Linked DNA regions of Homo sapiens: region 2 is linked to region 1. Evidence: read pairs that join two places in POLR2A ChIA-PET (ENCODE). Cell type or tissue: PC-9. All regions are shown on one strand. Links, peaks and the distances in the headings refer to the core of each region. The heading gives the core; the rest is flanking DNA.

Region 1 (5,385 bases), core at 191-5,190:
ACAACAGAGTGACTCTGTCTCAATAAAAAATTAATTAATTAATTAATTAAAATACAACAATTGCTAACTTCAAATCAAAAGAATAAAATGTTAACACAACTAATGAGTATACAAATCACTTTATTCTCTTCCCCTAGGAAGAACTAAGGAGGTATTATTATAAAGAAAGAGTTACTTTAAAACAACAGCTCTGGGCCAAGCATGGTGGCTCATGCCTGTAATCCCAGCACTTTGGGAGCCCAAGGCAGGTGGATCACCTGAGGTCTGGGAGTTCGAGACCAGCCTGACCAACATAGTGAAACTCTGCCTCTACTAAAAATACAAAAAATTAGCCAGGTGTGGTGGTGCACACCTGTAATCCCAGCTATTCGGGAAGCTGAGGCAGGAGAATCGCTTGAACCCGGGAGGCGAAGGTTGCAGTGAGCCGAGATTGCGCCATTGCACTCCACCCTGGGCAACAAGAGCACAACTCAGTCTCCAAAAAAAAATAATAATAATAATCGGGCCGGGCGCAGTGGTTCATGCCTATAATCCCAGCACTTTGGGAGGCCGAGGCAGGCGGATCACCTGAGGTTAGGAGTTCGAGACCAGCCCGGCCAACATGGTGAAACCCCGTCTCTACTAAAAATAAAAAACTAGCTGGGCATGGTGGCACGTGCCTGTAGTCCCAGCTACTCGGGAAGCCGAGGCAGGAGAATCACTTGAACCCACTATATCTTCTTTTTTTTTTGAGACTGCGTTTCGCTTTTGGCCAGGCTGGAGTGCAGTGGTGCAACCTCCACCTCCCAGGTTCAAGTGATTCTCCTGCCTCAGCCTCCCAAGTAGCTGGGACTACAGGCGCCCGCCAACACACCGGCTAATTTTTGTATTTTTAGTAGAGACCAGGTTTCACCATGTTGGCCAGGCTGGTCTCGGACTCCTGACCTCAAGTGATCTGCCCGCCTTGGCCTCCCAAAGTGCTGGGATTACAGGTGTGAGCCACCATGCCCAGCCTGTATCTTAATATTATATTCTCACGTGTGGCCAGGCACAGTGGCTCATGCCTATGATCCCAGCACTTTGGGAAGCCGAGGCAAGCAGATCACCTGAGGTCAGGCGTTCGAGACCAGCCTGACCAACATGAAGAAACCCAATCTCTATTAAAAATACAAAACTACTCCATCTCAAAAAATAATAATAATATTCTCACAACCTTCCACATAGTAGGTACATAATAATCATTAATTATTAAAAAAGCTCTTTAAGGATTTTTTTATCTGTCTCTGTAACCCTAATACCTAGTAAAAAGTCTGGTCTATAGCACGAGTTTAATAATGTTCTAAACAAATGAAACAAAACTTATTCAGATAAGAACAAACCCTCAAGCCTTGCTTTGTAGTAAAGAAGTCAGAAGAGCCAGCATCCGTGGCCAATAGTCCCACAAATTGCATGGCAGGCCGCAGTCGTATAAACAGTTCTACAGCTTCATCAGTGATGCAATTGCCCCCAGAAATATCCAATGACACAACATTGGGCAGGATATCCTTCTGCTGTAGCAAATGAAAAGCTAGGTCTGATTTGAGTTGCCTGTGATCAGAAATATCAAGGTGAAGCAGACATTTAAGTTCTCTAATGACTGCAAGAATTTGTGATTTGGTCATGGCCAGGCATTTCAGATAGTGCATTGTGAGAGACTTCAATCGATCCTTACAGGTAAGCAGTGCAGAAATATCAGTGACTAGAGTATTAGAGATATCTAAGCTTTCCAGTCTTGGTAACTGAGAAACATTAGCCAGGTCTTCAGTATGAAAACAAACATTAAAAACACTTAAAATGCGAAGACCAGTGAGCTGACTAAAGAACAGTAATCTTGAATTTTGAGGGATGCTTGTCGAGTCTAACAGGAGACACTGGAGGTTTTGCTGGATCCACCTATTGCTGCAGAGTCCACTTATGATGTCTGGAACTGGGAGGTCAGCGTGCACTGCAGTAGCATTCAGTTCAATGAGCTTATGACGGCAGAAGGCTTTTATGAATGCAGCTGTAGAGATTTTAGCTTTTTGGATATTGACCAGCTTCAGTTTCATTTGGTTGCCTCGGAAAATGCTGGCTGTTCTGTCAGTCAGCTTGCCTATGAAAGAACCAGAACCAACTTGTAATGACAACTAGATCTCATGTCTTTCCAGGATAAAATGTGGCAAAGAATTAAGACAGATGTTAATAATAACAATAATGACAACATTTACTGCTCTGTGCTAGCATTGTTCTAAACTCCTTTAATAAGATTATTATCTCATGTATTCTTTGCATTAATACTATAAAGGAATTATTGTTACTACTACTATGTAGCTGAGGAAACTGAAACTTGAATAGGTTAAGTAATTTATCCAAGGTCACCATCAGAATCAGGAGTCAACCCCAGTTTGGCTGTAGAGCCCAAAATTTTATCTACAGTAACCTTGCTCACAGAAAGGAAGAACAAAATAAAATAGGTAGATAAGTACAGGATATACAATATACAAGTAGCACTACTAATATTATTTTTAACCAAATTAGTAGATAATATTTGACAAGTCACTTACCTCTCTGGGCCTCATTTTCCTCATCTGTAAAACGAATGGGTTGTCCTATTTTTCATTTACTACACATATTTTTTTTTTTTTTTTTTTTTTTGAGATGGAGTCTTGCTCTGTCACCCAGGCTGGAGTGCAGTGGGGGCTCACTGCAACCTCCGCTTCCCAAGTTCAAGCGATTCCCTTGCCTCAGCCTCCCAAGTAGCTGGGACTACAGGCACTGCACCTGGCCTACTACACATCTTCTATGGTGAGATTCCATGTTATGTAACAGGCACGTAAGGTAATCAGACACCTGTGACCACAAGGAATTCAGTATAGGGAGGCATACCAGGTAAATACCAACACCATAAGTCATTAAAGAAATGCAAATTAAAAGCACAACAGATACTATTTCACATCCACTAGGATGGCTATAATCAAAATGTCAGATGAGTCTTGGTGAGAACGTGGAGAAATTAGAACCCTTGGACACTGCTGATGGGAATGTAAAATAGTACAGCCACAAACAATAGTCTGGCAGTTCCTCAAAAAGATAATGAGTTACCATTTGATCCAGCAATTTCACTCAGAGAAATGAAAACTTATGTCCACATAGAAACTCTTACACATTCCTGCAGATTCATATGGAGCAGAGAAAGTTTAGAATAAATTTTTTAAGTTTAAAAATAAAATTTGTACACATATCTTTATGGTAGCATATTATTCATAATAGCCCAAAAGTGAGAACACCACAAATGTCCATCAACCGAAAAACAGATAAATACAATGTGGTATGTCCATACAGTAGAATATGCGACTATAAAAAGGAACGAGTACAGATATACATGTTGCACAATGTGAGCCTTAAACATGCTAAATGAAAAAAGTTCGGCACACAAGGCCACATATTGGATGATTTAATTTATATTAAATGTTCAGAATAGGCAAATCCATACATAGAGATGGAAAGTAGACTTGTGGTTGCTTAGGGCTGGAGGGATGCGGGAAAAGGGAAATAAAATCTAACGGGCACAAGGTTTCTTTCTGAGGTGATGGAAAGTTTGAGGTTCTAAAATTGATTATGGGCCAGGCACGGTGCCTCACGCCTGTAATCCCAGCACTTTGGGAGGCCGAGGCAGGCAGACCACTTGAGGTCAAGAGTTTGAGACCAGCCTGGCCAACATGGTGAAACCCCATCTCTACTAAAAATACAAAAATTATGACCGGACATGGTGACTCACATCTGTAATCCCAGGTTATAAATAAATAAATAATAAAATGCCCTTTTTTTCCTTTATTTTTTTAGTGGAGTTCTTTAAGCCCAGCTACAATGGGAGGTAAGACTCATAACCATAATGAAAAGAATGGTAAACAAGACTACAGCAAGAGCATTTTGAAAAAGCTAGAGAGCAGGCCGGGCACAGTGGCTCATGTCTGTAATCCCAGCACTTTGGGAAGCCAAGGCAGACGGATCATCTGAACTCAGGAGTTCAAGACCAGCCTGACCAAAGTGGTGAAACCCCATCTCTACTAAAAATACAAAAATCAGCCAGGTGTGGTGGGCGCCTGTAATCCCAGCTACTCAGGAGGCTGAGGCAGGAGAATCGCTTAAACCCAGGCGGAGGCTGCAGTGAGCAAAGATTGTGCCACTACACTCCAGCCTTGGCGACAAGGGTGAAAATCCGTCTCAAAAAAAAAAACAAAGCTAGAGAGCAGATGGATGAGTGATAACTTTACGTAAGTGAAGAGTGGAAAACCAAGTCAATAGCAGGGCTAGCCTAGAAGACAATTTCCATCATGGAATCCCAGAAAGAGTGAGTCTCAACTTCCAGACAAATGAAATGGAAATACTTTGTGAGAATCACAATAGAAATTGTGTGTAAAAGTGCTTTTCAAATAGTAAAGTACTGCAAGAGCTGACTTTAGAGAAGCCTTATCACTACCTTGCCAAGTCATCACCCTGAGAAATCGCTCGGCTACTTCCTGAGGGAAACTCCAATGCTCCGGAAGGCACAGTGTTCCATCAGGTCTTTCAGAACACAATTTCTCCAGGTTAGCAATCAGGACATTCAGGCAGATGTTGACCAAAGTGTAGGGAGATGCCTCTTCCTAGCAAACAAAACCCCAAACAAACTTTGTTAGAATACATCTGCAACAATTCAACATAAAACTGGTCATGCCATACCTATTCCACTTGATGAGAGTATCTGAAGATACATCCTTCATACTCTAGTAATGATTTATATGTAACGAAACCACCTCATTCCTACTGTTAACTGAATGGAAAATTTAATCTGTTGTCCTTTCTGTTGTACAGCTGTCCCTCAAAATCTGTAGGAGATTGGTTCCAGAACTCTCTGACCAGTATCCACAGATGCTCAAGTCTCCTTATATAAAATGGTGTAAGGTTTGCATATAACCTATGCAGACATTCTCATATACTACAAATCATTTCTAAATTACTTATAAACACTAATACAGTATAAATCCTTTATACTGTATTGTTTACATAATGACAAGAAAAAAGTCTGTACATGTTCAATACAGATGCAGGTATTTTTCCCCAAATATTTTCCATCCAAAGTTGGCTGAATTCACATATACTGAACCCGTAGTCAGAGAGAACATACTGTATCTTGAAAAACATTAAGTTCTTTTTTTCTTTTTTTTGAAACAGGGTCTCACTATCGCCTAGGCTGGAGTGCAGTGGCACAATCACAGCCGAATGCAACTTTGACTTCCCCAGTCAGGTGATCCTTCCACTCAGCCTCCTGAGTAACTGGGACTACAAGCCCATGCCACCATGCCCAGCTAATTTTTTGTAGGTTTATTATAGAGTCCCACTTTGTTG
Region 2 (5,385 bases), core at 1-5,000, 350 kb before region 1:
AGCTTAACTGACTTAGTTCCGCATGGCTGGGAAGGCCTTAGGAAACTTACAATCATGGTGGAAGGCAAAGGGGAAGCAAGGCACATCTTACACAGCAGCAGGAGAGAGAACAAGCAAGGAGTAGGAACTGCCAAACACTTTTAAACCATCAGATCTCATGAGAACTCACTATCACAAGAAAAGCATGGGGGAAACTACCCCATGATCCAATCACCTCCCACTAGGTCCCTCCCTTGACACTTGGGGATTATTACAATTCAAGATCAGATTTGGTTGGAGACACAGAGCCAAACCACATCATTCTGCCCTGGCCTCTCCCAAATTTCATGTACTTCTAACATTTCAAAACACAACCATGTCTTCCCAACAGTGCCCCAGAGTCTTAACTCATTCCAGCATTAACTCAAAATTACAAGCCAAAGTCTCATCTGAGTAAAGGCAAGTTCCTTCTGCCTATGAGTCTGTAAAATCAAAAACCAATTAGTTATTTTCAAGATACACTGGTGTTACAAGCATTGGGTAAATGCTCCCATTCCAAAAGGGAGAAATTGGCCAAAACAGAGGGGCTACAGGCCCCACGCAAGCCTGAAATCCAGCAGGGCAGCCATTAAATCTTAAAGCTCCAAAATAATCTTTGACTCCATGTCTCACATCCAGGGCATGCTGATGTAAGAAGTGGGCTCCCAAGGCCTTTGGTAGCCCTGCCCCTGTGGCTCTGCAGAGTACAGCCCCATGGTTGCTTTTACAGGCTGGCATTGAATGCCTGTGGCTTTTCCAGGCACATGGTGCAAACTGTCGGTGGATCTACCATTCTGGGGTCTGAAGGGCAGTGGCCCTCTTCTCACAGTTCCACTAGGCTCCCCATTGGGAACTCTGTGTGGGGGCTCTAACCCCATATTTCCCATCTGCATTGCCCTAGTAGAGGATCTCCATGAGGGCTTCACCCCTGCAGCAGACTTCTGCCTGGACATCCAGGTGTTTCCATATAGCCTCTGAAATGTAGGAGGAGGTTGTCTCTTTTTTTTTTTTTTTTTTTTTGAAATGGAGTCTTGCTCTGTCACCCAGACTGGAGTGCAGTGGTGCTATCTTGGCTCACTGCAAGCTCTGCCTCCTGGGTTCACGCTATTCTCCTGCCTCAGCCTCCCCAGCAGCTGGGACACAGGTGCACGCCACCACACCCGGCTAATTTTTTTTGTATTTTTAATACAGACAGGGTTTCACCATGTTAGCCAGGATGGTCTCGATCTCCTGACCTTGTGATCCACCCGCCTTGGCCTCCCAAAGTGCTGGGATTACAGGCGTGAGCCACCGCACCCGGCCGGACGAGGTTTTCAAACCTCAACTCTTGTTTTCTGCACACCTGCATGCCCAACACCATGGGGAAGCCTCCAATGCTTGGGGCTTGCACCCTCTGAAGCAATGGCCAGAGCTGTGCCTTGGCCCCTTTTAGCCATGGCTGGAGCTGGAGTGCCTGGGACACAGGGCACCATGTCCCGAGGCTGCACAGAACAGCAGGGCCCAGGAAACCATTTTTCCCTCTTAGGCCTCTGGGCCTATGCTGGGAGGGGCTACTGTAAAGATCTCTGAAATGCCCTCAAGACATTCTCCCCATTGTCTTGGCTATTAACATTTGGCTTCTCATTACTTATGCAAATTTCTGCAGCTTGTGGCTTGAATTTCTCCCCAGAAAATGGGTTTTTCTTTTCTACTGCATGGTCAGGCTGCAAATTGTCCAAACTTTTATGCTCTGCTTCCCTTTTAAACATAAGTCCCACTTTCACATCATCTCTCTGTGAATGCATATGACCATATGCTTTCAGAAAAAGCCATCTTGAATGCTTTGTTGCTTAGAAGTTTCTTCTGTCAGACACCCTAAATCACCCCTCTCAAGTTCAAAGTTCTGCAGATCTCTAGGACAGGGACAAAATGCCACCAGTCTCTCTGCTAAAGCACAGTAGAGTGACCTTTGCTCCAGTTCCCAATAAGTTCCTCATCTCCATCTGAGACCACCTCAGCCTGGACTTCATTGTCCATATCTCTATCAGCATTTTGGTCAAAACCATTCAACTCTCTAAGAAGTTCCAAACTGTCTGACATCTTCCTGTCTTCTTCTGACCCCTCCAAACTGTTCCAACCTCTGCCTATTAACCAGTTCCAAAGTTGTTTCCACATTTTCAGGTATCTTTGTAGCAATGCCCCCCTCCTGGTACCAGTTTTCTATATTAGTCCATTTTCACACTGCTATAAAGAACCACCTGAGACTGGGTAATTTATAAAGAAAAGAGGTCTAATTGACTGACAGTTCCTTGTGGCTGGGGAGGCCTCAGGAAACTTACAATCACAGCGCAAGGTGAAGGGGAAGCAAGGCACATCTTATGTGGCAGCAGGAGAGAAAGCGAACAAGTGGGGGAACTGCTGAACACTTTTTAACTATCAGAGCTCGTGAGAAACCACTAACTATCATGAGAACAGCATGGGGAAAACTGCCCCCATGATCCAATCACCTCCCTCCAGGTCCCTCCTTCAACACGTGGGGATTACAATTCAAGATGAGATTTGGGTGGGGACATAGAGCCAAACCATATCAATCACATTAGAGCAAAGCCTGTAACTGACAAGCCTCACCCCCATCCACATAGCTTCCAAGAGCTTTTTAATATCTCACTCATATCGAAGACAACACAGGATTATGAAGCATCTGAAGAAAGAAAAGGGCAAAGCAAACAGAAGAAAAGCAACTTGGAGGCAACAGACTATGAAGAGAGAAGAGATCTTAAAAAAAAATTATCAGAGATAAACTATTTTTAAAAAGAACACCATAAGAAGAAAAAAGAGCTTGTGGAAGTAAAAAATAGGAAAGCAGGAGTTTTAAAAACAGGTTGAGAGATTAAAATTAAGTAAGTCTCCCAAGAAAATGTAACAAAAAGAGTAAGAGATGAAAAATGTGAGAGAAAAGAAAATTAGAGGATGAGACCCAGAAATTCTACACCTGAATAATAATAGAGTTCCACAAAGAAAAAACAGAGAAAAAAAATGGAGAGGAAGAAAGCCAAAGAAATAAAACAAGGAAATATCCCAGACCTGAAGGATGAGATTCCAGATTCAAAGGACTCACAGAGTGGCCCAACACATACTAAAACACATTACCTGAAATTTCAAAACACTGGGGACAAAGAGAAAATTCTAAAAAGCTTCCAAAGGCAGAGAGAAGAAGTAGTCAAAAGATTAAGTCTCAGAATAACATTAGATTTACCAACAGCAACACTGGATGCTAAAAGACAATGGAGCAAAGCCTCCAAAATTCTGTGGGAAAATAATTTCAAACCCAGCCAAACAAATTATCAATGAAGTATAAGGGCCATTTTAAAATTTTTGCTTCCCATATTCTGTTTCCAGATAGTACAGGGAATATGTGCTCTGATTTAAAAAAAAAAAAAAAGAAAAAGAAAAAGCCAAGAAATAAGAAAATATGAAAGACAAGAAACACGAGTCCCAACATGAGAGAGAGATGACAGATGCCCCAGCTGATGGTGAAAGAGCACAGGAGAGCAGCTTCACAGTAGGCCAAGAGGTTCACAAATCCAGACTACAGCATGTCGCAAGTTCTGGAAGAAGTTTCGTCAAGAAGACCAAAAGGGATAGAATGTCCAATCTGCTTTCATGTATTGAGAGGAGATTCAGACAGCTTGGGAAGAGTCTGGGGGTAAATTAGTAAGCACATAGAAAACTAAACAAGAGAAAAGATGGAACAATTATTAACTTCAGAGAAAACAAAAAGTTTGTACTGGAAAGGAAAAACAATCCCAATATGCTACATGAGTCAGCTGACAATAGTGTTTCTATGATCATAATAGCATAAAACTAGATACTGAGTTACCCAAAATTACAAATCCCTATGCTGTGAAAATAAGGGGATAGGAAGTATGTGTATACACATCCCACATATGTGGTGGGATGTAAAGTACTGCTGAATTCTAATCTTCTACAGTGAGATGTCAATAGCTAATGACTAAAGCAAAAAAATCAAGATGCAGTAAGGTAAGTATCTAATTTAGAGATACGGGGGTATATAACAAAAGATTTAGGAGCTGAAAGTGAGAAGTGGGAAATAAGATGATGAGGAAGTTGCTGTTTTTCCTAACAAGCCTTATAGAACTGTCTGATTCTTTAAACTATATGCATGTATAACCTTGGTAAATATATAAACTAAATTAAAAGAAGTGCTGTAGGAACAGAGGTGGAAGCAACCAACTCTGAATGGAAAGGAAAAAGGACTGAGAAGGTTTCACAGAAAACCATCCTCCTTGGATCTTAAAAGAAGAATTTGCCAGGCAAAAAAATGGTAGTGGGAACAGCATGGATAAAGGCACAAAAGAATGAAAGACTAAGGGTTCAGGGAGCAATGAGGAGTTTAGCAGGAAGTATGTCAGGGTGGGTGGTGAGAGAAGAGGCTGGAGAGGACAGTTCTGTCTGACAGTGAAGGACCCAGAATGATATAGGACATAGGACTTAATCCTGCATCCTTTTCAGACAGGACCATTGATTAGGTTCTGCCTCAATCCCATCTACAGAGAAGGCTGGCCATCATTCTTGAGCATGGGCTCAAGTCAACACCTCAGTAGAGGAGGAACACACTCAGCCTTAATTTACCTCAGGAAGGGAGGATGAGACGTTACTTCATTTGCTGGTCTCACCAAAAATATCTCTGAGACCAAAACAGGAGAGAATATGCCTTACTTTTCATTATGGAGGGCTCTGGGAGAAATCATACCCACAGCCCAGCCTACCTACCCGAAATGTAGCTTGTATGTTTATTCTGTTTGTCCAGAGCAACCAGCTGCTCATGCAGTTCTTTTCCAATCCCATTTTCAAAACTCTTGCAAAATTGTTCTGTTTTCCTAAAACATTCAAGAAAAGACAAAATCAAACCATGGTAGGGAATACATGATTTTTAGGTTCATGGCGAGGAACTCATAATAGAGTTTTGGGTCCCCAACAGCATAGCCCTAAAACCTGGAATGAGATCAGAAAGTACCTCTAACCAGAACAGGAATCAATCTAAAATTGATAATCTAGACTACCTTCTTAAAATGAATGATTAGGAAAATCAATCAACATCTCACAAAATAATCCATATCCTAGGAGGCAGTTTGGCATGGAGAAAAGGACACAAGCTCTGGAGTCAACAGAAGTTAAGTCTGAATCCTAGCTCTGTTGCTTTTCAAACTGTGTGATCTTGGATAAGTTACTTGATCTGAGTCTCGGTTTCTTGATGTGTAAAATGGATAATAATACCACTTTACAAGATTAAAAATATTTATAAAGCTAAGGATTTAGAATATCCTAAAACATAATACTCAATAACTGGTAGCTATTACCATATCA

The links. ChIA-PET counts read pairs that join two places held together with the same protein. Peaks named below come from ENCODE experiments on the same cell type or tissue, not always from the same donor. Only the 100,000 strongest peaks of a DNase experiment are listed, where the experiment ranks them.
Region 2: POLR2A ChIA-PET joins it to region 1 with 7 read pairs; 3 of 35 experiments call an interaction of 5 or more read pairs at or near these places.

What each region holds. Positions count from the first base shown.
Region 1 is chr1:52,853,723-52,859,107 of GRCh38, reverse strand. ZYG11A (zyg-11 family member A, cell cycle regulator) reads right to left here. Exons shown (of 14, transcript NM_001004339.3): 2 at 4,478-4,643; 3 at 1,359-2,110. Among named protein-coding and RNA genes, the nearest start is that of ZYG11A, 14 kb to the right of the region's middle. In PC-9, for the core only: no CTCF peak of the experiment used is centred there; a DNase peak (open chromatin) is centred at 2,927; H3K27ac peaks cover 2,311 bases.
Region 2 is chr1:53,201,836-53,207,220 of GRCh38, reverse strand. It overlaps CPT2 (carnitine palmitoyltransferase 2), which reads right to left. Exons shown (of 5, transcript NM_000098.3): 3 at 4,792-4,898. Among named protein-coding and RNA genes, the nearest start is that of CPT2, 7.7 kb to the right of the region's middle. RefSeq lists a silencer at 878-1,078. In PC-9, for the core only: no CTCF peak of the experiment used is centred there; no DNase peak of the experiment used is centred there.